Linked DNA regions of Homo sapiens: region 1 is linked to region 2. A link is an interaction called in ENCODE POLR2A ChIA-PET data of the cell type or tissue named here. Cell type or tissue: GM12878. All regions are shown on one strand. Links, peaks and the distances in the headings refer to the core of each region. The heading gives the core; the rest is flanking DNA.

Region 1 (6,115 bases), core at 1-5,000, 140 kb before region 2:
CACTCCCAAGATAGTGGCATTAATAAAGATCCTGCGTCTCACTATTGTTGCATTGGGGATGAAGTTTCCAACAAAGGAACTTTGGGGGACACATCCAAACCATAACATAGGATTTAAATAATTTTACAGAGTTCAAGAGTTCTGCTACTGAACCGTTTGAGATCCCTGTTCTGAGGTCTCATCACTTTCCAGTTTTAGCAGGAAGAGAAGTGGCAAGTGGCAGGAGTCTGCAGATTGGGGCCTGCACCTTTTTTTGAGGCACCTTTTTTATGAACAGTGTTTGTTGGAACACAGCCAGACTCACTCATTCACCTGTAGTTCGCGGCTGCTTTTGTGCTAGAGCAGCACAGCCAGAGCGGCCTGGTGGCCACAAAGCCCGACTGTCTCTGCAGCACTGGTTTTTTATATGGCGTTTCTAGTTGTTTTTAGTAGTAGGGGTGATTTGCCACAAGCTGTTTCATTTATAGCTGCAAGTGGAAATCCTTTATTGTGCATTTGTTACATAAGTTATAGCTGTTTCTTTCTCAATTATTGTAACATCTAAAAATTATGTAACAGTTACTAAGTCTTTTTTTATGAAAAATTTACAATTAGTCCAGAATTTAAAACAAGTTTAGTATTAAATCCTAGGGAATTTCTCACATAACTAATTTGGAGAAATAATATAATACTGTTCAGGCATGGTGGCTCACACTTATAATCCTAATAACACTTTGGGAGGCTCAACATTGCTTGAGCCTAGGAGGTCAAGACCAGCCTGAGCAACATAGTGAGACCCATCTCTACCAAAAAAATTTTAAAAATTAGCTGGGTGCTATGACATATGCCTGTAGTCCCAGCTGTTTGGGAGGCTGAGGTAGGAGGTTGGCTTGAACTCAAGAAGTTGAGGCTGCAGTGAGCTATGATCACACCACTGTACCCCAGTGTTGGTGACAGAGTGAGACCTTTTCTCTAAAAACAAAAAGAAAAAATTCAGTATTGTACTTATTCTCAATTTTGAAATAAGTCAATGTCATGGGAGTGTTGACGAAATACAGTCTTTTCTAGCTACTGGAAGTGCATACTAAAAGCCAAAGTTTCTCATTTTTTAGAAGAACAGGTATACACTTTCCACCTTTGTTCCGCAGTACGTATGTTTATGTTTCTTATTCTGCCATTATTTATAGTAGTCGAAATTCACAAAATAATCTTTTCATTTGTATTTTAAGTAGGTGTGTTTATAGATTATATCAGAAAACAATCATAAGCTTTCAGGTTACAATCAGTAGAAATACTGAGTGGCATTCTCTTCTGTGTGAGGTTTAAATTATGGATAGTCAATCAAAATAAAGGAGGACTGTCAGTTATCACTCCTGTGTTTCTTTCTTAGTGACCACCTCTGACCACCCAACTTAATACTTTTACTCCTCCCTGCCCCAAAGCTGTATGTATCTCCTCTCTGCTTTATTTCCTCCAGGGCATCTGTGCCTCCTGTGTGTTGCCTGCCCCCATGTGGAAGGGCAGCTCCATGGGACGCGGCTCTGTCCACTTAGCTTGGTGTTTGTTACTGGGGCCCAGGATGTTCAGTGCTTGTGGAATGAAAAATAGAGTAGAATAATGAAGGGGATTAAATATGTGACATTTTAGTATGTTGACTGTATTATACACTGCTACTAAGGAATTGAAGCCGATGTATAAACATTGTGTCTACACATTATACTATTTTATGATTATTGTATGGAACTTTATAATACAAAATTTCTTTGCAGTACAATTTTGAGAAATAGGTTAACTCTATTTTAACTTAAAAGTACCCTAAAAATTATTTAATTGTTTATTAGTGAGTAACAGGCTCAAATACAGCAGTTTTTTTTTTCTTTTAGTATTGCTTTGCATCCTCTAGGCTTGAATGGTATAAACACTGTGTTTTGACTTCTTATTCAATTTTAGATTACCAAAGAAGATTTTGCCACATTTGATTATATACTATGTATGGATGAAAGCAATCTGAGGTAATCCTGTTTTTGAAGAATATTTCTGTTCAACTCTCAGTTCAGCAGTGGGCCAAGTAATTTGTTGTCCAGATTTACTTTTTCTATTTTAAAGGTTTTAATAGTCAGTGATGGTCACCATATGTAGAATTATTTTATTTAGAACAGCAAAAAACTTAGTAATCTAGAATTGTCTCTTAGGTATTTACAAGGAAATACACCTTAGAAAAGGGAAAGTCTAGTTGTTAATAGCATGATTTAATTGGAAAACTAGCTTGGCTGTTATAGTTTTGTATCAAGCATATTGTTCTGCATGAGAACGATTTTGATATTTTTGCTGTAATGATTCCTGGGCAGGGCAGTGTTTTATTGATTCTCAGGTCAAAGCTCTGCAACCATAGGTTCCTATTATTATCCCATCTTGTAAAAGAAGGAAGTGAGAAACGGTAATGTTAGGTTATGTCCCCGAGTTCACACAGCTAGCATGTGGTGGATGTCATGGGATTTAAGCCTAGGCTCAGTGAGGAAGGGCCCTGCTGTATGCACCCCTGCCTCAGTCACCACCCTCCTGACCTGCCCCAGTCCCATGTTCAAGGCGTCATCGGGAACGGATCATAATTTAATGTCACTCCAGGATTCTGACTTGCATCACTACTTATTCATAAATATCTCATGTTTTTGATGAAGATAAACTATTTGTGCTTTTAATTACTTTTGTACAAATGAACAGATAGGGATGCACCAGTTTCAATTATTTTTTATTAATTAGGACCTTCATTAAAATGCATGTATTTTTTAATTTTTATTTTTCAGTCCTTATTCTGTTCTCATTGTTTTTGCTGACACCATAGCCCATAGGCATCGTAAAAACACCTTTTTAGGAGACCCCATTTGCTTTGACTGGCACTGAGCACCGTGTTTCTTTGCGTGTGGGGCAAGTGGAGTTCCTGCAGCCTCACATTTGCACGTGCTGTTCCTCTGCCTGGAAGCTCCTCCTTGCTTCTTGGGTCATTCGGCTCCTATTTGCCCCTCGTGGGTCAGCTTAAATTCATTTCTTGATAGAGGTATTCTGCTGCCCTGTCATTAGGCCAGATTGTGCATTAGACTTAGGCCTGCCTGCAGTTCTCATTCCTGCACCTAATCCTGAGCTGTAAAACTTCGTGCATGGGAGCTCTTGGCTGTTCCGTTCCCACATAAAGCACGTACCTGACTCATCAACTCATCTGTCGCAGGTGCTCAGTCGAAATTTGTTAAATAAATGGAGGCGCTTAGTTAAGTTTGCCTTTTTCTTTTGTAGCAATGTGAAAGCTAAGGGTGGAAGTCTAGAGTGAAGCTGAGTTTTCAGCTTGGGCAGAGGCTTAAGGAATAAAAGATGGAAGAGTAATTAAGGAGTGGGTCGTGCTGTGGGAAGTGCTGTGTCAAGACACCTGAGGATGGAATTGGTAGCCCTCTGTTTTGGGACTGGTTCAGATGGTGTTTTGGGTTCCTTTCTATGACCTTTATCTCTGAAACTTGATTGTCTTAAAATGTATTTTGTGGGAGAAAATATAATTATTGTATATTTTGTGTAACAGAATCAGTGAGAATAAGCTGCTGTCGCAAACTGTCTTGCCTAGAGAGAGGGCAGTGGCATACAGCTGCAGAAGGGGCCACACGGGCCTGCTGAGTGTTCCGTTTCATTTCAAATTAGGTCATTCTGTCTTGATTTTGATATGGATGTTTCAGAACACCCTAGCAGATGTCCCTGTTTAACTTGAAACCATAGATCAGAAAACTAAGTTCATATTTCAATTTTACAGAGATTTGAATAGAAAAAGTAATCAAGTTAAAACCTGCAAAGCTAAAATTGAACTACTTGGGAGCTATGATCCACAAAAACAACTTATTATTGAAGATCCCTATTATGTAAGTACAGTTCACGTTTTAGGGCTAATATGAAGACCCAACACATTTGTATCCTGCCATATTAAATAACAGATGAGATTGTGTTAAGGATGTTTTTGTTATGCAGGTTTTGCCATTTTCTTCTTTTTCCTGTCCATTTAGGGGAATGACTCTGACTTTGAGACGGTGTACCAGCAGTGTGTCAGGTGCTGCAGAGCGTTCTTGGAGAAGGCCCACTGAGGCAGGTTCGTGCCCTGCTGCGGCCAGCCTGACTAGACCCCACCCTGAGGTCCTGCATTTCTCAGTCGGTGTGTAATCACGTTCCAGGGCCCAAAGCCCAGCTCTTTGTTCAGTTGACTTACTGTTTCTTACCTTAAAAAGTAATTGTAGATGGAAATCAGTTGTGTTTGGCAGGAGAATCAATAAAAATCTTTGATTCAGACAGCTTATGGGGTATTTTAAGCATTCTTAGACTAGTTGAACATCTCACTTTGCCCCAGTTACAAAAATAGTAGAACAAGCAACATAAAACAATGAAGGAAAACCTCACTTGAAGGCCCAGGTCAACATCTAAGCCTGTTGAGACTTAGATAATCGAGTCTACCTCTTCAGTAGGTTTGTGTGGATGGCCTGGAGGGCAGGTGCCCTCTGCTCCCCAGTGCTACCTCTCTCTTCCCTAGGGCCTTTTGTGGATTGACAGTAGTCCCCTCCGTAGGAGCTCACAGTCTAGATTAGAAGTGTTTTAATTTCTACACACCCATAGTGCACACTTGTATATTGAAAAGATAGGGAAGAGAGAAACATTTATGGAATCAGTCGTTGGCACCTTCAATACTTCATGATTTTTGTCGAGTTTACTTCATGAGGAGGTCAGCCCATTGGCTCCCATCTGAACCACTTTGCCTCTGAAACTTAATTACATCCAGAAAGAAGGACACTTGTATGCTAGTCTATGGTCAGTTGAGGAATATGACTGTTTTTATATGCACATGTAACCCAAATGTCCAATATAAATTGGCTTATTTTTTAAAATAATTTTAAAAGTTGGGAAAAGTGTTATTATTTGGCATGCTTAAATATTGAATAAGTATTCTTCATCAGCATTTAATAAATGTATAGGCAGATGTAAGGTAATTTCTGTGTATTTTGAGATAATGTCAAAATCATGAATATTTCAAAATAAACTGGGGAGTTATAAAAATACAACTAGAGATATAAATCTGGTGTCTGCCTGTTTTTTTATTGACAGGTAAGGAAGCATTTGAAAACATTGTATTGTCCTTTTTACATGATCTGTGATGTTAGGTGTGCATATTTTATCTTCAGGATAAGGAAGTAAAATGATGAAAATAAGCACATTGCTGCCCCATGTCATCATGTCTAGTTTCTGAAGGAAGTTTGAGGTTCTACAGCTGGAACTGTCCTTGCCCAGTACCATCCTCTGGACATGTTGCCTCTACGCTGTGCCCTCCTGTGCAGTGATGCACAGCTGCCTGGCCAGGACATCTGCACTCCTGACCTCAGTATCATGAGGGTCCCAGGCAGTGCCATGGGGAGGAGACACGTTTGATCCTTGACTCCCTAGTATCTGGAGGATAAGCTGTTGCCAGATGAAAGTGAGTAGTTTCCCCACTGTACCATGTGGAAGTGCCAGGCTGTCTTCATAGGAAGAAAGTTTGCAAACCCAGTGAGTCTTGCTCTTGTTGGAATTACTCAGACATACAGAAAACTGAGGGGATTAAATATTAATAGATTGGATATTTGAACATGAAATCCTTAAAACATAAAAAATGGGGAAGGAAAGGTCAAGTAATGAGCTGTAATTAGAAAACAGGATTAAATAAGAGCACTTCAAAAGTTACACCCTGTTCTCTTCATTCAGTAATTGCTTTTAATCTCAAAGTCAAAATTTCTTACTCTTCTATTCCTTTATGTTTGGAAATAAAATCCTATAGTTTTTCTTTAATGTTTATCTCTATAAATACAGATCCTCAAACAAATCCTAGGACTCTTGACTATTCTGTCCTTATGGCTACACCCAGACGATACCATCTGCCGACAAGGGCTCATATGAATGGAGAAACTCATTGCTTTGCCGAATTCAGCTTTTTAAATTGGATCCAATTAGATTTGTTTAAAATACATCTACATCTAAAATTCTGAGACTGCTTAGAAGTCTTAAGGTTTCTCCTAGTTAAGCATTTTCATGATTACAAAATCGCTTGGGAAATAATGGATACAACCTTATTTGGAATATTTCC
Region 2 (17,898 bases), core at 4,977-9,976:
TCTTAACAGGTGGGATATTATCTCATGTGGTTTTGAGTCTCATCTCTCTCACAATTAGTGATGCTGAGCACCTCCTCATAGACCTCTAGGTCATTTGTATGTCCTCTTTGGAAAAATGTCTATTCAGATCCTTTGCATTTTTAAATTGGGTTATTTGCTTTTTTTTTTTTTTTTTGGCTCTTGACTTGTATGAGTTCCCTATGTATTTTGGACATTAGCCCCTTATGTGATATAGGATTTGCAAATGTTTCCCCTCATTTTGTCTCAGGTTGTTTCCACTCTGTCAATTGTTTCCTACACAGAAGCTTTTTTAGTTTGATGCAATCCCATTTCTCTATTTTTGCTTTCCTTGCCTGTGCTTCTAGTGTCACATCCAAAAATCATTGCCAAGACCAATGTCATGGATCTTTTCCCCATGTGATTTTTTTAAAGAGTTTTGTGGTTTCAGTTCTCATGTTTAAATCTCTAATCTATTTTGAGCTGATTTGTATGTGTAAGCTAAGAATCTTAATTTTTTTTTAAGTGTTGATGTTACGTTTTCCCAACACCATCTATTGAAGAGACTCTCCTTTGCCCATTGTGTATTCTTGGTCTCTTTGCTAATGATTAGTTGACTATAAATGCATGGATTTATTTCTGGACTTTTGTTATGTTCCATTGGTCCATGCATCTGTTTCCACTGGTCTGTGTGGTACTAACCATACTGTCTTGATTACCATAGCTTTGCAATATAATTTGAAATCAGAAAGTGTGACACCTCCAGCTTTGTTCATTTTCCTCAACATTGATTTAGCTATTTGGGATCTTTTGTGATTCCATACAAATTTTAGAATAGATTTTTTTTTAAGTTCTCTGAAAATGCCATTGAAATTTTGACAGAGATTATATTTAACATGTAGATCATGTTGGATAGTGATGCTATTTTGACAATATTTATTTTCTGATGCTTGAACATGGAGTATCCATTTATTTATGGAAATAAATTAAAACTATTATGCATAGTATTTTTGCATCTACATTCATCAGGTATATAGACGTAATTTTCTTTTCTTGTAATGTCCTTGTCTGACTTTGGTATTAGGGTAATGCTGGCTTCATAACATGAGTTTGGAATTCTTCCCTACTCTTCAAGGTTTTGGGAAAGTTTGAGAAAGATGGTGTGAATTTTTCTTTAAATACCTGGTAGAATTCACCAGCAAAGCCATCAGATCCTGGGTTTTTCTTTGGTGGGCAATTTTTGATTACTGATTCAATCTCCCTAATTACTGGTCCATTCAGATTTTCTATTTCCTCATAATTCAGTCTTCATATGTTGTATCTTTCTAAGAATTGGTTTGTTTCTTCTAGGTTACCCATTTGATAGAATGTAATTGTTCATTGTAGTCTGTACTGATCCTTTGCATTTATATGGTATGTTTTAATGTATCCTCTCTCGTTTTTATTCATTTGACTCCTCTCTTTTTCTTTATTACTCTAGCAAAAAGTTTGTTAATTTTGCTTATCTTTTCAACAAAAACCCCAACTCTTAGTTTTGTTGATGTTTTCTATTGTTTTTCTAGACTCTATTTCATTTACATTTTTGCTGGTCCTTGTTGTTTCCTTTCTTCTACTAACTTTGGGCTTAGTTTGTTCTTTTTTTCAGTTCCTTCAAGTATAACGTTAGGTTATTTAGGTATTTTTTTCATGTAGGCATTTAATACTATAAACTTATTACAACAGATTTTGCTGCATCCTATAAGTTTTTTTACATCATATTTCCATTATTTGTCTCATGTTATTTTCAATTTTTATTTCTTTGACCAATTGGCTGCTCAGGAATGGGTTGTTTAATTTTCACATATTTTTGAATTTTCCACTTTTCCTGTTATTGATTTACAATTTCATACCATTGTGGTTGGAAAAGATGTTTGATATAATTTAAAAATTATTAAGACTTGTTCTGTGGCCTAACAGATGATGTATCCTGGAGTGTGTTTTGAGTGTCTTGTGAGGAATAAGTATTCTGCTGCCACTGGATGGAATGTTCTGTATATGTCTGTGGGTACGTTTAGTCTAAAGTGTAGATCAAGTCCAATGTTTCCTTGTTGGTTTTCTATCTAGATGATCTGTGCATTATTGAAAATGGGGCGTGTGTCAAAGCCCCTTATATTACAGACTATTTATCCTTTCAAATATGTTAATATTTGCTCCTATATTTAGGTGCTCTGATATTGGATGCATATATGGTTATCATTGTTAGATCCTCTTGATGAATTGACCCCATTATCATTATATAATGACCTTCTTTGTTTCTTGGTATAGTTTTTGACTTAAAGACTATTTTGTCTACTATAAGTATAGCCACCCTTGCTATTTTTTGGTTTCCAATTGCATAGAATATATTTTTCCTTTCTTTCATTTTCAGCTTATGTGTGTTCTTAAAGCTGAAATGAGTCTCTTGTAGGCAGCAGGTGGTTGATCTTGTTTTTATTTTTTAATCAATTTAGCCCATCTATGTCTTTTGATTGGAAAATTTAACCCATTTATATTCAAGGCAATTATTGACAGATAAGGATTAACCATTGCCCATGTGTTAATTGTTTTCTGGCTTTTCTGTAGACCTTTTGTTTCTTTCTTCCTCTCTTGTTGTCTTTCTTCATGATTTGATGCTTTTCTGAAGTAGTATCCTTTGATTCCTTTATCTTTTGTGTATCTACCATAGTTTGCTTTGTGATGATTAAGAGGCCTAAGTAAAACGTTTTATAGTTATATCAACCTATTTTAAATTGATAACAACTTAACTTCAATTGAATCAAAACATTCTGCACTTTTACTCCCGCTCTCAGCATTTTATATTCTTGATGTCACAATTTACATATTTTTATGTGTGTATCCATTAACAAATGTTTCTAGCTATAGTGATTTTAATATTTCTGTCTTTTAATATTTTAATAGGGTTATAAGTTATTTACACATCGTTATATCGTTAAAGTATTCTGAATTTGACTACATGTGTTTACCAGTCAGTTTTGTACTTTATATTTTCATGTTGTCAGTTAGTGTCCTTTTGTTTCAACTTGAAGAACTCCCTTTAGCATTTCTTGTGAGGCAGTTATATTGGTGCTGAACTTTTTCATCTTTTGTTTGACTGGGAAAGTCTTCATCTCTTCTTCATTTCTAAAAGACTGCATTTCCAGGTGAAGTCTTTTTGCTTGTCAGATTGAGGTTTATTTTTTTTTTTCTTTTTTTCATCATTTCAAATGTAGCATCTTCCTCTGTCCTGGCCCTCTAGGTTTCTGCTGAAAAATCCTCTAGTAGCCTTGTAGGGGCTCCCTTCTATTTGATTTCCTTTCTTTTATTGCTGCTTTCAAAATTCTCTGTCTTTGATTTTTGAAAGTTTTATTATAATGTGTATTGGTGAAGTCTTCTTTGGGTTGAACTTAATTGGAGACATTTTAGCTTCACATACTTGAATGTCCTTACCTTTTCAAAGATTTGCTAAATTTGAAGCCATTATTTTTAAAAATAAGCTTTCTCCCTCTTTTTCTCTTTTTTAGACCTCTGTAGTATGAATTATAGCTTTCTTGATGGTGTCCCATACATTTTGTAGAATTTCTCAATCTTTTTTTCCCACCAACTGAATGTTTCTAAATGCCATGTCTTCAAGTTTCTTCTGTTTAAGCCAGATATTGATGCTGTCCATTGCCTTTTAAGCTTTCATTAATTTACTCTTCAGCTCCAGAACTTTCATTTTGTTTTTAAAAGGATTTTTATATCTGTATTGAGCCTCTTATTTTATTTATGTATTACTTTTAAATTTTGTTGAGTGTCTGTGTTCTGTTGTAGCTCACCAAGCCTCCTTAACACAATTATTTTGAATTTTTCTGGCCGTTTGTATATCTCCATTTCTCTAGCGTTGGTTATAGGAATATTATTATGCTCCTTTGGTGGTGTCATGTTTCCTTGATTGTTTCATGTTCCTCGAAGTCTTGCATTGATGTTGGCACATTTGAAGAAGCGGTCACCTCCTTCAGTCTTTACTGACTTGCTTCAGGAGAGAAATACCTTCACCAATCAGCTCTGTTTTGGATTCTGAGGCTATATGAGATCTTTTTTGTGCATGCATCTGCTTAATCCCTCATATTCCTTCTTGACAGGAAGTTCTTAAGATTGTATGCCTTCTGATTGTGCAAAGTCCAGGACAGGTGCTAAAAGCCTCCCATTTGTTTTCTCCAGTGTGATGCCCTGAAATGCTGATGTATGTGTGTCTTCTCCAAATTCTGCCGAGTTGAGCTGAGTGTCCGCTGGCTATGCTTGCACGCGCTGTCTGCAGGGGCATGCTTGGGAAGCCAGCTTAGGTACGGGGGAGACGAGCTGTATGTAGTCCTTGGGGTGCCCATGGGTCTGTTTGGGGGGTCCACATGTGGGTGTCCTGGGTGATTTATGGGCGGGCTTCCTCATGGAGTCTGCAGAATGTTGGTAGAGCACCCATCTCTCTTCTCTGCTCCCAGTATCTCCCAACTACACAGCCGTGCTGTTAACCTCAGTGTTCCAGGTGGAGCAAGAAAAAGGTGGGCCTCTTGGGCAGAGTCCGCCAGTGCTGGGGGGGCTGGGTGCTTACTCACTATACTCTCACTTTCCCCCATCAGGGAGATCATGGGCTGAGGGGGTTCCCCTTGGCACCGAGCTATGCTGCCTGGCAGGAGGAGTGAGGCAGATAAGCTGAAACTGTGCTTTTTGCCCACTTCAAAGCATTCATTCTTGGATTTTTTGTTCTTTCAGTGTGCTGGACCTTCTCTTGCGTGGTTAGTTGTAAAACTTGATGCTTCTGCAGGCAGATGATGGCAGAAAGCTCCCACCCCACCACGCTGATGACGGCAGAAAGCTCCCGCCCCACCACGCTGATGACGGCAGAAAGCTCCCGCCCCACCACGCTGATGATGGCACTCTCGTTGGGTGGTTGTGTGGTCTTCATACAATTTCAGGGTAAATCGCCACTTGATGTCATTGCTAAATGGGATACCTGAGCTATGATGATTTTGCCTGATTGTTAAAGTTAGTATTTTAAGACCAAAGATGGACAAAATACGTTAAAATTGTCTGTAAAAAGGCACATTTCTGAATTTGCTTTTAATACTTTAAAAGATATAAAGCTGTTGTATTATAACAGGAAGGATTGCTACAAGAACAGATCTGTCAGAAAACAAAACCGCATCTTGAATTGAAATGGAAAATGAAATTTAGCTACACTTCGTATGTATGTGTGCATGCAATTTATATATTTATATTAATTTTTTTTTCAATGAGAGGAGCTTTGTCGGTGACCTCAATCCTAATAATTGTGCATTTCCACCTTCTGTGTTTCCCTGGAGAGCAAAACCATTCTGACTAAGCGCCTGTCAGGGCTGAAATACACTAACCAATTTTGTCAGCAGGCTTTTAAAAATAATGTTCTTGGGAATCTAACATGATCAACAATTCTATTGCTTTGGGGAAATAACTCATGCTTCAGACCTTGAAATTATGTTCCCAAGAAAGCGTTGTTTCTGAAGCAGGCAGCATCTGTTTTTTATTGGGGTCTTGCCTCTACCTAATTGTGTGGCTGGTTTGAGAGATGAAGAACATTTCAGATATCTGGCTGAGATAACAGGTGACCAAGGAAATTCACTTCAGTGTGAACCGGAGAGCTCTTAGAGGCAGCTGTGGTTCCCTTGTTGCTGTATTAAGCCATACGTACTGCAATGTCACATTCATTTACAAAGTACTGCAATGTCACATTCATTTACAAAATGTGTTGTAACTTTCACGAAAGCTAATTGCAAACTGGGAAGTCCACACTTTTCTACTGTGAGATGGACACAAGGCAAGAGAGGAGTTTATCCATTTGTTTGTTTTCTTAACAAACATTTACTAAACACCTAATAAAGTGCCTGCCTTCAGGAAGCCCAGATTAAAGCAAGTGAGACAAGCACCCTTACTGGGGCTGATGCCGCACAGTGCTGTGGACAGAAGGTCTGTGTGAGCACCAGGCATGGATTGGGTGTGTTAGCCTCGGGACAGAGAAGCTGCTCTTCTTCCTCCTGTTCCCTTATGAGCATTTCCTGAACGACCCCAAACACTGGGACTTCATATTGCCAACTCCAAACATTGCTTTCCATGATTGCAGCCTCCGTGACCTACAGACCCAGGTCAAATCCTGTATACATGAAGTTCCTTCTGAATTTCTTCCCATTCTTCACCCCAGTAGTCATTACTTAACGCAAGTGCAGTGATGTTCCAGACATGTCCCACCCAGATTCTCCCTAGGCTGCCTGCCACATGAGTGAGTTTTCCACGTTATATGTGGGGCAGTGAGGTCCTTTTCATGGCTCTCCATAACCCTTAGGATAAAGCTTATACTATTTAGCTGTATTTATCTAATTTGATGTATTTTATTCACAGAAATTATTTATATTCTCCAAATATGCCATGCATTTACATAAATTTGTGTCTCCAGAAATGGTATTTCCTTTTCCTAGAATGCCAGCAATCCGTGTTTTCACCCTGCTAGCTTCTTTATCTCCATTAAGTTCTCTCTCAAGCTCTACTTTTTACTAAACCATCCCTAAGCACGTAGTCTTGTTTGGACACCGGTCCCTACGATCCCGCTGTTTCCCTTAGCGTGGGACAGGGTGAGTGTTTTGGTTGTTTGCGTGTCTAGTTGGTTGCTGTTAGTATTTTAGTTTTGGTCTGTCTCAGTAACATTCTTAGGGGCAGCTGGGGATACAGTTAATATATCTTTATAATCCTGTGTTCTTTATAGAAAAGCAATATATTTTGTAAAATGAATGAACGAATGCTTCCATGTATCCAGGAAGAGTACTGTGTCCCTGGGAGGGTAAGACATGGGCAGTTTCTCCAGCATCCCCGCCGTGTTATGGTCTCCATGACCTCATGGCACATGGTGCGTTCATGGCCACTCCTTGATGTCCTTTCAGATTCCTGGTCTTTTTCCTGAGGAAAAGACAGATGTACACTGTAGCATCTGTGAATACGCATGCATTCAACATAGAACCCTAAAAATTATGGGATTGAAAGTGTAGTATTATTCAGCCATAAAAAAGACGTGATGATGTCCTTTGCAGAGACATGGATGAAGCTGGAGATCACTATCCTCAGCAAATTAACACAGGAGCAGAAAACCAAACACCACACGTTCTCACTTACAAGTAGGAGATAAATGGTGGAACACAGGGACACATAGACGGGAACAGCAGACACTGGGGCCTAGGAGGAGGGAGAGAACCAGGAAAAGTAACTAACGGGCACTAGGCTTAATACCCGGGTGATGAGATAATCTGTACAGCAAACCCCCATGACACAGTGTAGCTATGTAACAAACCTGAATTTGTACTCTGAACTTAAAAAACAAAAGTATAGTTTACAGAACTTATTATAGTATCACACAAAAGTCAATGCTGTCCCACCACCCATGTGCCCACAGAGCAGAGCTGGAAAGCTCACAGTCCCCAGTCTGTGGACGTCCTGATCTTTGTGTTCTCTGAGAAAAGCTGGGTTTTCTGTCTTCTTCCTGTCTGTGTATTCATCACTCAGGATTTAGCCTTTCCCACTTTTTTGTTTTTTGCTTTTTTCTTTGTTGTCGTTGTTTAAATCCTGTAAGGAAGTTGGAATTGTAGAAGCTCCGTCAGTGCCTCAGTTCTGTAAAGAGCTGTCTCTATATCCACGGCAAGACTTTCTAGAGTTAGCTGAAGTTTTGAATTTTAAACTCCCAGTTCTCAATATTTCTAGCCACATTTTTGTAAAAACTAGGTCATGAGATGAGGCTGGCTTGGGGATGCTGCAGTGGTTCCTACTGGGCTTGAAATCCTCTGAAACCAGAGGACATGCCTTAAACATCCAGGCTTCTCTTTCCTCCAAGTGCTAAGTTCCCTTTAAAATACAGCCGCTTGCTACGAAAACACAGTCAGTTAACATAATATCCCTGGGTTCATGTGGACCTTTAATATCTGCTTTTGAGACTGAGACAAATTGTGAGAGCTGACTCACAAACACTTGCTTTTGAATCTGAAAATGCTACATAATTTTAAGGTAAAAGGCCCACAGTATAGCATTCAGAAATAACTTTTAAACCATATGTGCCCAGATACATTGTAAATTACACTCCAGATGTGTCCTTTCCATGAACTGTAACATGTTGGAGACATAGCCCTTGAAACGGAGTTACTCAGTCCAATATAAAATAAAATTCCCAAACCAAAGAAAATTAAAAACTTTTGCCTGGAGGCACTGCTGCGCACAGCCTGTGGCTAGACGAGGTTCCCGTGGGTTTGCCTGGAGGCGTTGCTGCACGCAGCCTGTGGCTAGACGAGGTTCACGTGGGTTTGCCTGGAGGCGTTGCTGCGCGCGGCCTGTGGCTAGACGAGGTTCACGTGGGTTTGCCTGGAGGCATTGCTGCACACGGCCTGTGGCTAGACGAGGTTCACGTGGGTTTGCCTGGAGGCGTTGCTGCGCGCGGCCTGTGGCTAGACGAGGTTCACGTGGGTTTGCCTGGAGGCGTTGCTGCGCGCGGCCTGTGGCTGGACGAGGTTCACGTGGGTTTGCCTGGAGGCGTTGCTGCGCGCGGCCTGTGGCTAGACGAGGTTCACGTGGGTTTACCTGGAGGCGTTGCTGCGCACGGCCTGTGGCTGGACGAGGTTCACGTGGGTTTGCCTGGAGGCGTTGCTGCGCGCGGCCTGTGGCTAGACGAGGTTCACGTGGGTTTGCCTGGAGGCGTTGCTGCGCGCGGCCTGTGGCTAGACGAGGTTCACGTGGGTTTGCCTGGAGGCGTTGCTGCGCGCGGCCTGTGGCTAGACGAGGTTCACGTGGGTTTGCCTGGAGGCGTTGCTGCGCGCGGCCTGTGGCTAGACGAGGTTCACGTGGGTTTGCCTGGAGGCGTTGCTGCGCGCGGCCTGTGGCTAGACGAGGTTCACGTGGGTTTGCCTGGAGGCGTTGCTGCGCGCGGCCTGTGGCTAGACGAGGTTCACGTGGGTTTGCCTGGAGGCGTTGCTGCGCGCGGCCTGTGGCTAGACGAGGTTCACGTGGGTTTGCCTGGAGGCGTTGCTGCGCGCGGCCTGTGGCTGGACGAGGTTCACGTGGGTTTGCCTGGAGGCGTTGCTGCGCGCGGCCTGTGGCTGGACGAGGTTCACGTGGGTTTGCCTGGAGGCGTTGCTGCGCGCGGCCTGTGGCTGGACGAGGTTCACGTGGGTTTGCCTGGAGGCGTTGCTGCGCGCGGCCTGTGGCTAGACGAGGTTCACGTGGGTTTGCCTGGAGGCGTTGCTGCGCGCGGCCTGTGGCTGGACGAGGTTCACGTGGGTTTACCTGGAGGCGTTGCTGCGCGCGGCCTGTGGCTGGACGAGGTTCACGTGGGTTTTGCTGTGAAGAGGTCTGTCCAGAAGCGGGGGTAGAGAAAGGGTGATTTTTATCGCAGAACAAGTCATGTTGTTTTAATCTCACCAGAAGTTTCATCTAATTTGAAATAGAAAAAGGTTCATTTGTCCATTCATACTTTTTAATAAGTTAGAAAATACTTAGTGAGTGCTTGCTTTGGGCTGGGCATTCTTCTAGTCTCTGTGGATTCAGAGGTGAAAGGTGTGGCCCTGTTGTCCAGGAATTCAGTGTAGGAAGAGGATAATTACAGACCATAGATACGCATGTGCTTTCCTTCTAGAAGGCACGTTCACGCGTATTCTCAGTTTACCTTCGTGAAACGGTGGGGTCACACCGCATGCTGTGTTTATTGTGCTGATGGGGAAATGAAGGGTCCGGGAGGAATGGCCTCGAGGGCCTTCCATCCCCACAGACCCTCCTTGGCTCTTTCTAGGCTCTGCAGGGCTCAGGGTTCTTGCAAGGCCCAGCTCACGTGTGGCCACCTCATTGCTGCCCGGGTAGGGCTCTCTGCGTGATGTCACGTGGCCTTCGTGGTGAGGGGCAGATGAGAACTGTATTTCTTCTCTCTAGTTTTGCTTGGTGTTATTTCAGTTGTATTAATCTTGTGTCCCCAATTCAACTTCACCCTGCCTGAAGGTGAGTTCATGCCTTGAATATCTTTATTTTTTCAGACCAAGCACTACAGATTGAAGCTGGGTGCCTGATGGACACCTGCTCGTGTGCTTCTCTGTAAGTATTTGCATTGTCGCAGCTGCAAGCACCCATTTCGCTGAGAATCACTGTTGCCTCCATGGGGTCCTGTCCTATGGACGACCCCTGTCTAGTTGGGAACTTGGTGCCAGGAGCTCAACTTGCTCCAATGCTTCCCATCCTACTAAGTTCTACGCTGACTACAGTGGTAGGTAACGTCTGTTTTCCTGCAGTGCTTAAATATTGTTTCTACCTCCACCTTCGGCAGCTATGTGGCAGACATTTAATCATTGTTAGGCAAAAAAGACCTAAACGTACTCTGTTAGCTACTGCACCCTGCCTGGATTCCCCAGGCCACATGTCTTAGTTAGCCCCACACAGCTTCAGATATTGTTATTGCTTCTATCCATTCTGCTAAACTGAGCCATGGTTAATAAAAGATGAGAATTGGCAATTTCCAAGTTTCTAAGAGTTTAAAGTTATAGGAAATAAAAGACATGATGTATTCCTCAGAGTAGGCTCACTATTGTAACAACGCCTCCGAATTTTAGTAGCTTACCAAAATAAGAACGTATTGTTCACTTGCATGACTGTCAAACCTAGGCCAGATGAGGGCTGTGCTCCACAACACCGCCCAGGAATCTGGGATCCTCCCCTGGGCTCCAGTAGCTCCATGGACATCTGCAGGTAGAATATAAACAAGGAAGCTGGGAGGAACTGGTGAGATTTCAGAGGAGGCCTAGAGGTGGTGGCCATCACTCTCCCTCCCAGTCTCCTGGCCAGGACTTGGTCACACAGCTGCACCTCACAGCGAGGGGCTGGGGAACGCGGCCTCACCCCGTGTCCAGGAAGAGGAGTGACCTGCCATGGTGAGAATCTCCGCTCCTGAAGAGCACATGATTAGTCATTTACACGTCCTGATGTTGTTGCTCAGGGTCTCCTCCTACCAGGGGAGACAGTGGAAAACTGTGTGCATTGCTCACAGTGAGGAAGCTGGTTCCTTGGCTGGTCTGTGGGTCACATTGCTCATCTTCATGGGGACAGCGGCCACTCTTCACCATGCTTCCTGTTGCTGGATTGCAATGGGAGCCATGCCATCGATGCTTTGGGCAAAATAGCTCATGTATGGCTCCTCGTCAGCTGCATGCAGTGGCACAGATGCACCATGAAGCTTGCAGTTGGGTGTCTGCACCTCTCAAAACCATTTCCAGCTGGACAAGCAGGCCTCTTGGTGCTAATGCACCTGTGAAAGGCAAAGACCCTCTCATCATTCCATGAGCCATATGCTGGCTCTATGTTTTTATGCCTGTCTCCCATAACAGGTGACATTGTTGAGAATGAGTAGCGGGGGGTGTCCGATAGCTGTTACTTTGAAGTAAAAGGAATTCACTGATCCAGCTGCAGTGGGTCCCTAAAGCAAGGGCTGCTTAACACGTATACTCAGGTTGCATGATGGCCGTGGAGTACACTGGACTCAGCACCAGGACCCCATCTCTCATCACCAGCTGTGTGTACGCCTTGGTGAGCTCCTTAAATCTAAACACGTGAGTATCCTTATTTGTCAAAAGAGGATTCAAATTTTAACCCTGCATAACCAAAAATACAGGAATTACTTAATGAAGGGGTTCTTGAGAAGCGATAAACTGAAAGGTAAGTCAAAGCCCCATGGCAAATGCAAATGGCTTGAAAATGCAGGAAATGCTTTCATCCTGGAACATTTGCTGTTCTACCCAAGTCAGGTCTGTGTCTCTGGAGGTGCACACGGAGCTGTCCCTGGTGGCAGCCTCTGCCAAGGACTGTGTGGCCCCGGGGGCAGCCTCTGCTGAGTATTGTGTGTTCCTGGTGGCAGCCTCTGCTGAGTGTTGTGTGTTCCTGGTGGCAGCCTCTGCCAAGGACTGTGTGGCCGCGGGGGCAGCTTCTGCCGAGTGTTGTGTGTTCCTGGTGGCAGCCTCTGCTGAGTGTTGTATTGCTGGTGGCAGCTTCTGCCGACGGCTGCGTGGCCCAAGTGTGCGTCCTGCCTTTTCCTGACTTCCTCTCTCTACTTCCCACTCTCACCCGGCACATGATAAAATGTAATCTACATGAATATTAGGATTTGGATTTCTATCTGGACACGTGATTTACCTATTAATCAGACACCAACCACATGAATGATTATTAGAGGAATATTTAACAAAAGCTACATAAAAACAGTTTTTGAAACTATTTGGACTTCACTTCTCATAACATTCTTAAAAACCAAAGTTCAGTGTGTCTTCCAAAATGAAGAAAAATTACCCTGTTTTACCAATGGTTTTGCGTCGCTAATATCATAAAATGAAGGATGAGTTTTCAAGCCTGAAAGACAGTGTATTTACTAAACAATTTCTTAATAAATTCATTTATTCATGCACCCATTTGTTCATGTGCCCATCCGTGCATTCGTCACTTACCAGACGCCTCCTGATCTCCAGCGCCCGCGATAGGCACTTCCCATCCGGTGAGGTGTATGGCCTGACTCCTGCCCGGGGCACTCATGGCCTTGAGAAGGTACATACAGAAATAACGTCCTAAAATAAGTTCCATGAGCTTATTCCATGAACTTAGCAGGTTCCATGAGCTCATGTTGCAGGGGTTGGAGACTGACTCTGAATTGGGAGCGTTGGCCCCGGGGGTATAGAGTCCAGTCAGGGGTCGGGGAGACTGATGGGGCTGCTTCTGCTGCTGTTCTGCGGCAAATCTAGGACTCAGCAGGAGACATTTTTATTTTCCTCCCACTTGAGAAACCCTCGTTATTGCTCAAATAAATGCCCACCCCCACCCACCTCCACCACCTCCACCACCACCTCTATGGCCAAGGAGGTCAGAGTGGAGAGGGGCAGCTTCCTCCTGGAACCCAGTCATGGCAAAGGACAACCACAAAATCCTGGCCGGGTCCAATCCAGGCTCATCGCGTCGGGAACAGCAAGAAGCAGGAGAGTCTGCAATGAAACTGTGAAATTGCAGAGGCTGGACAAGGGGTCAGCACCGCCAATAAAGGAGGAAATGTTTCCATGGAGGGGCTGTTTCTCAACTGAGGCGTGCCTTTCAGATGCGTAAGCTTTAGTCATGCTTATAACAATAATGAAATTTTACAGATGAAAAAAATGGGCCTAAAGGGTTAGGTGAGTTGGCCGTGGAATGTGATTAGCTCATGGGGAGGATGGTGTGGATTGAAGCTTGTCTAGCAGGAAAGTTTATTTACTTTAACTGCCCATGATGCCTCTCCTAAAAAACAAGTCTTGTGCTTTCCACGTGTTTTATCTTTCTTTTGCTCTCATTCCCTGGCTTCCAACAAAGACCTTTTCTCCTTTTAAGTCATGTCTTAGCTCATATGAGTCAGAAAGCAGGTGGCATAAAGTTGTCTGTTTTCCCCAAATTTCCCATCCACTCGCTCCTTGCCAGGCCCAAGTGTCCCCATGATTATGTTGAAGCTTGATCTCCAAGGCAGTAGCGTTAAGAGCAGGGCCTTTAGGGGGTGATTAGGTCATGAGGGCTCCTCCCTCGTGAATGGGTGGAGTTTATAAATGCGTATAAAAGAAGCTTCACACAGCACGGGGGAGAAACCTGTTCCATGGTGAAAAGTACAGCTTAACACACCTGTGTGAAGGTTTGAAGGCAAGGTTGGAAGCCTCGGAACATGGTGTTATCGGGGTGAGTTCACCATCACCCACAGCTACGATGGAGTGGAAGACTCAATCATTAAAAGTAACAGATTTTTACTGAGCCAAATTATAGAAGCCTGAGGCCATAAAGGCAATGTTAAAAATTCACTCTTCCCCTGATTGTTGTAGAAGAACACACAACAAAGTTGAACATGCTTGAATGTAAATTTTCTCACCATGACTTGTTGTAATATATTACATTATCAAGGAACATGAAAATGAAATGTGCTTTTCTAGTTTTTCGGATGCCATTCTCTCAGTCTCTGCAAGGCTTGGGAAGTGGCCAGCCTGAAGGACAACGAGGCTGTGTCTGATCATGGGGTGCTACTGAAAAAAGTGACAGAAATGTTGGAATGATGTACGATGTCCCCAGCGCTCTGAAATAAAGGAGAGCTGCCTCCATTTCCAAGGCAAGAGGTGGGTATGGCTGAGGTGGGCCCAGGACTACACCTGGCATGGCTGTGGCCCAGCGTGCGGCTGACGCTGAGGTTGGTCTCTTCACTCCGGGGCCCAGGCTTCGCCTCTGCTCCTCGCCTTTGCTTTCCCTCAGAGCTGAACCCAAGTCGTCCTTCCCAGCTGCTCTCTCATGGTAGGGATCCCACTCAGCAGGGCGCCGTGCCGGCTTAGCACCAAGTGACCAGGGGAAACAAGACAGGGATGTGCCTGGGGAGCCTCTTCTGGGGCCCTACTTACTGCCATCGCAGGGGCCCTACGGGCGTCCTCCGGGATGGTGTCACGGGCTCTAGACCCACAAGCAGGGTTGGAGCCCCGGCGCTACCCACATCTGTCCAAGTGATATTAAACCTTGCAAGTCTTTCTTTCCTGTGAGAAATAGAAAAAGCATATTTCCTACTTTAGTGCATGGGTGAAATGAGATAACCCATCTCATGCATGAGAGTCCTGATGGGTGACCCTATAGTTCCCTGGCAGGTCCGCAGGCACGCAGGGGGCTCCACAGGCACGCAGGGGGTTCCGCAGGCACGCAGAGGGCTCCGCAGGCACAAAGGGGGCTCCGATGGCACGCCGGGGGTTCCGATGGCACGCAGGGGTTCCGCAGGCACGCAGGGGGCTCCGCAGGCACGCAGGGGGCTCCGCTGGCACGCAGGGGGTTCCGCAGGCACGCAGGGGGCTCCGCTGGCACGCAGGGGTTCCGCAGGCACGCAGGGGGCTCCGCAGGCACGCAGGGGGCTCCGCTGGCACGCAGGGGGTTCCGCAGGCACGCCGGGGGCTCCGCAGGCACGCCGGGGGTTCCGCTGGCACGCAGGGGGTTCCGCTGGCACGCCGGGGGTTCTGCAGGCACGCCGGGGGCTCCGCTGGCACGCCTGGGGCTCCGCTGGCACGCAGGGGGCTCCGCAGGCACGCCGGGGGCTCCGCAGGCACGCAGGGGGCTCCCCTGGCACGCCGGGGGTTCCGCTGGCACGCAGGGGGTTCCGCTGGCACGCCGGGGGTTCCGCAGGCACGCAGGGGGCTCCGCAGGCACGCCGGGGGTTCCGCTGGCACGCCGGGGGTTCCGTTGGCACGCAGGGGGTTCCGCAGGCACGCAGGGGGCTCCGGTGGCACGCAGGGGGCTCCGCAGGCACGCCGGGGGCTCCGCAGGCACGCCGGGGGCTCCGCTGGCACGCAGGGGGTTCCGCTGGCACGCCGGGGGTTCCGCAGGCACGCAGGGGGCTCCGCAGGCACGCCGGGGGGTTCCGCTGGCACGCCGGGGGTTCCGCTGGCACGCAGGGGGTTCCGCAGGCACGCAGGGGGCTCCGGTGGCACGCAGGGGGCTCCGCAGGCACGCCGGGGGCTCCGCAGGCACGCCGGGGGCTCCGCTGGCACGCAGGGGGTTCCGCTGGCACGCCGGGGGCTCCGCAGGCACGCCGGGGGCTCCGCTGGCACGCAGGGGGCTCCGCAGGCACGCAGGGGGTTCCGCTGGCACGCCGGGGGCTCCGCAGGCACGCAGGGGGCTCCGCTGGCACGCAGGGGGCTCCGCTGGCACGCAGGGGGCTCCGCAGGCACGCAGGGGGTTCCGCAGGCACGCAGGGGGCTCCGCTGGCACGCAGGGGGCTCTGCTGGCACAGCCACCAGAGATTGTCTTTTTCATGTTCCCAGTCATTTTGCTTCAGGTGCTCATTTTGAAGGTATTTAGGGAGCCGCAGTTGTCTTCTACGAGGCTGTGTTCTTCCATTTCATGGTATTCGTTAGTAAATAAAAGTTATAAATTTGTATGTAGCTGAATTGATTGGCATACTTTAACATTTATGCTTCTATAAATTATTTAAGATACTATGTTATTTTAGTTTTTAATGAAGATACTCATCATTTTCCCCCTAAATATTTTGAAAATTTACTTTTTATATTAGATCTTTAATCCACCCAAAATACAGAATAGATGAACTGTCACAATTTAAAGAAAATACAACACACATAATAGAAAACTGGGCAAAAGATTAGGCAAGTTATAGAAGAGAAAAATGAATAGCTAGTACATTCATGAAAAGATTCCAGCCTCACTAACAATCAGTAACATGTGAATTTAAACCACAAGGAGATGACCCAGTGATTAAGTGGCAAATGTTTATGCCTCACAGACAAAGTGATAGAGAATGCTGTCTTCTGCTGTCTTTGGGCATTGCCTCTGCCTGGGGGCTGTGCCCTCCACCTGTGGGTTTTGTGATTTATGGATTAAATCTGCCCGGTCTGTCCGTCTTCCACACTTCCCATCTTTAGAAACTTTTCATGCTCGTTTTCTAAGTCTTGGAGGATTGTTTAGTTTTGTTTTCTGTTTAGTTATTGAATTAAGTGTCCATTGCCACAACATATGACTAATTTAACTTGTGAATCTGTGTTAAATATATGTGATTACATATTCTGCTATTTTTCTTCCTTGCTCAGCCTTACAGAGAGGGAAGTCTGTGTTGTATATTGACTTCTAATCAAGTTATGGCCTCCATCAGAGATTACAGAGGTAGGCATATATCCCTACATTTCAAATCAAGAGAAAAAATAAGCAACGATGGCTTCACCTGCAAATGCATGTTCTTTGTTCGGTGAACCAGGAGACTGAGGGGCTGGGGTGACTCTCCTCCGGGCCCCTTTTCTTCTCTCTCTGGTGAGTACTGGGCTTGGGTCCAGTGCCTGAAAAACTGCCTCACTTGGGCCCAGCCTGCCCACATGTCCTGCCAGGTCTGGGACAAGCCCCCTCCGTCCCAGTGCTTTGTTCAGCATTTTGCCACCTTTTTGGTGCCTCTGCTTCCAGAGCCTGCAAACCCATTGTGGAAAGGAAAGCAGCGGGGTCGCCCGTGCCCCTCAGCCATGCCCAGCCCCAGCCTGTGGGTTTGGACAACCCTCCCGCCCGGGTCCTTCCACTGACTGACTAGGGGTGTAGAGACACTGCAGGAATCAGAACAGTGAGTTAGTCTCTTTGGTTTGGTTCCATCTCCACTGTGTCTAGAGAAATGTCAGGAAGGTTCATGCAGTGTCACGCCATGTCTCCTTTCACATGTGGCCTTTCTCCTGTGGCCCGTGCTAATCATTTCTGTGAAGCATTAGTGGACAGAGGGAAGTTACTGGGTGACATGGTTTGGATCTGTGTCCCCACCCAAATCTCACGTTGAATCGTAGTCCCTACTGTTGAGGCCTGGTGGGAGGTGGTGGGGCCATGGGGGTGGAGTTCTCATGAATGCTTTAGCACCACCTGCCTTGGTGCTGTAAAGTGAGTGAGTCCCCAAGAGATCTGGTTTTGAAAAGTGCGTGGCACCTCCCTTCTTGCTCTTCCTCCTGCTCCAGCCGTAAAAGGCAAGTCGGCTCCCACTTCGCCTTCTGCCATGATTGGAAGCTCGCTGAGGCCTCCCCAGAAGCAGAAGCCGCCATGCTTCCTGTACAGCCTGTGGAACTATGAGTCAATAAAAACTCTGTTCTTTAAATTACCCAGTCACCGGCATTTGTTTTTTAAAGCAATGTGAGAACAGACTAATAGACTGGGCTATATTCACTCATCCTCTAGGCAAGACATGTCTCCTAATCATCTAAGATTACATTTGGATTTTAATTCTATTCAGCAAAGGGTGTAGAAAGTGTTGTGCCAGGTGCCGGTAAAGACAGGAAAATAACTGAGCCACACAGGTGCTCTTGGGCA

The links. Peaks named below come from ENCODE experiments on the same cell type or tissue, not always from the same donor. Only the 100,000 strongest peaks of a DNase experiment are listed, where the experiment ranks them.
Region 1: POLR2A ChIA-PET joins it to region 2 with 5 read pairs; 2 of 35 experiments call an interaction of 5 or more read pairs at or near these places.

Annotation. Positions count from the first base shown.
Region 1 is chr2:273,211-279,325 of GRCh38, forward strand. ACP1 (acid phosphatase 1) reads left to right here. Exons shown (of 6, transcript NM_004300.4): 4 at 1,930-1,991; 5 at 3,770-3,875; 6 at 4,017-5,073. The coding sequence ends at 4,094. Among named protein-coding and RNA genes, the nearest start is that of ACP1, 11 kb to the left of the region's middle. In GM12878, for the core only: a CTCF peak has its summit at 1,491 (motif pointing left); a DNase peak (open chromatin) is centred at 2,421.
Region 2 is chr2:411,762-429,659 of GRCh38, forward strand. It overlaps LOC124905962 (collagen alpha-2(I) chain-like), which reads left to right and starts at 4,851. Exons shown (of 3, transcript XM_047446892.1): 1 at 4,851-4,938; 2 at 8,263-9,503; 3 at 10,077-12,487. The coding sequence starts at 4,851. The coding sequence ends at 9,422. It overlaps LOC124907599 (a long non-coding RNA gene), which reads left to right and starts at 16,656. Exons shown (of 2, transcript XR_007086058.1): 1 at 16,656-17,170; 2 at 17,550-17,689. In GM12878, for the core only: no CTCF peak of the experiment used is centred there; no DNase peak of the experiment used is centred there.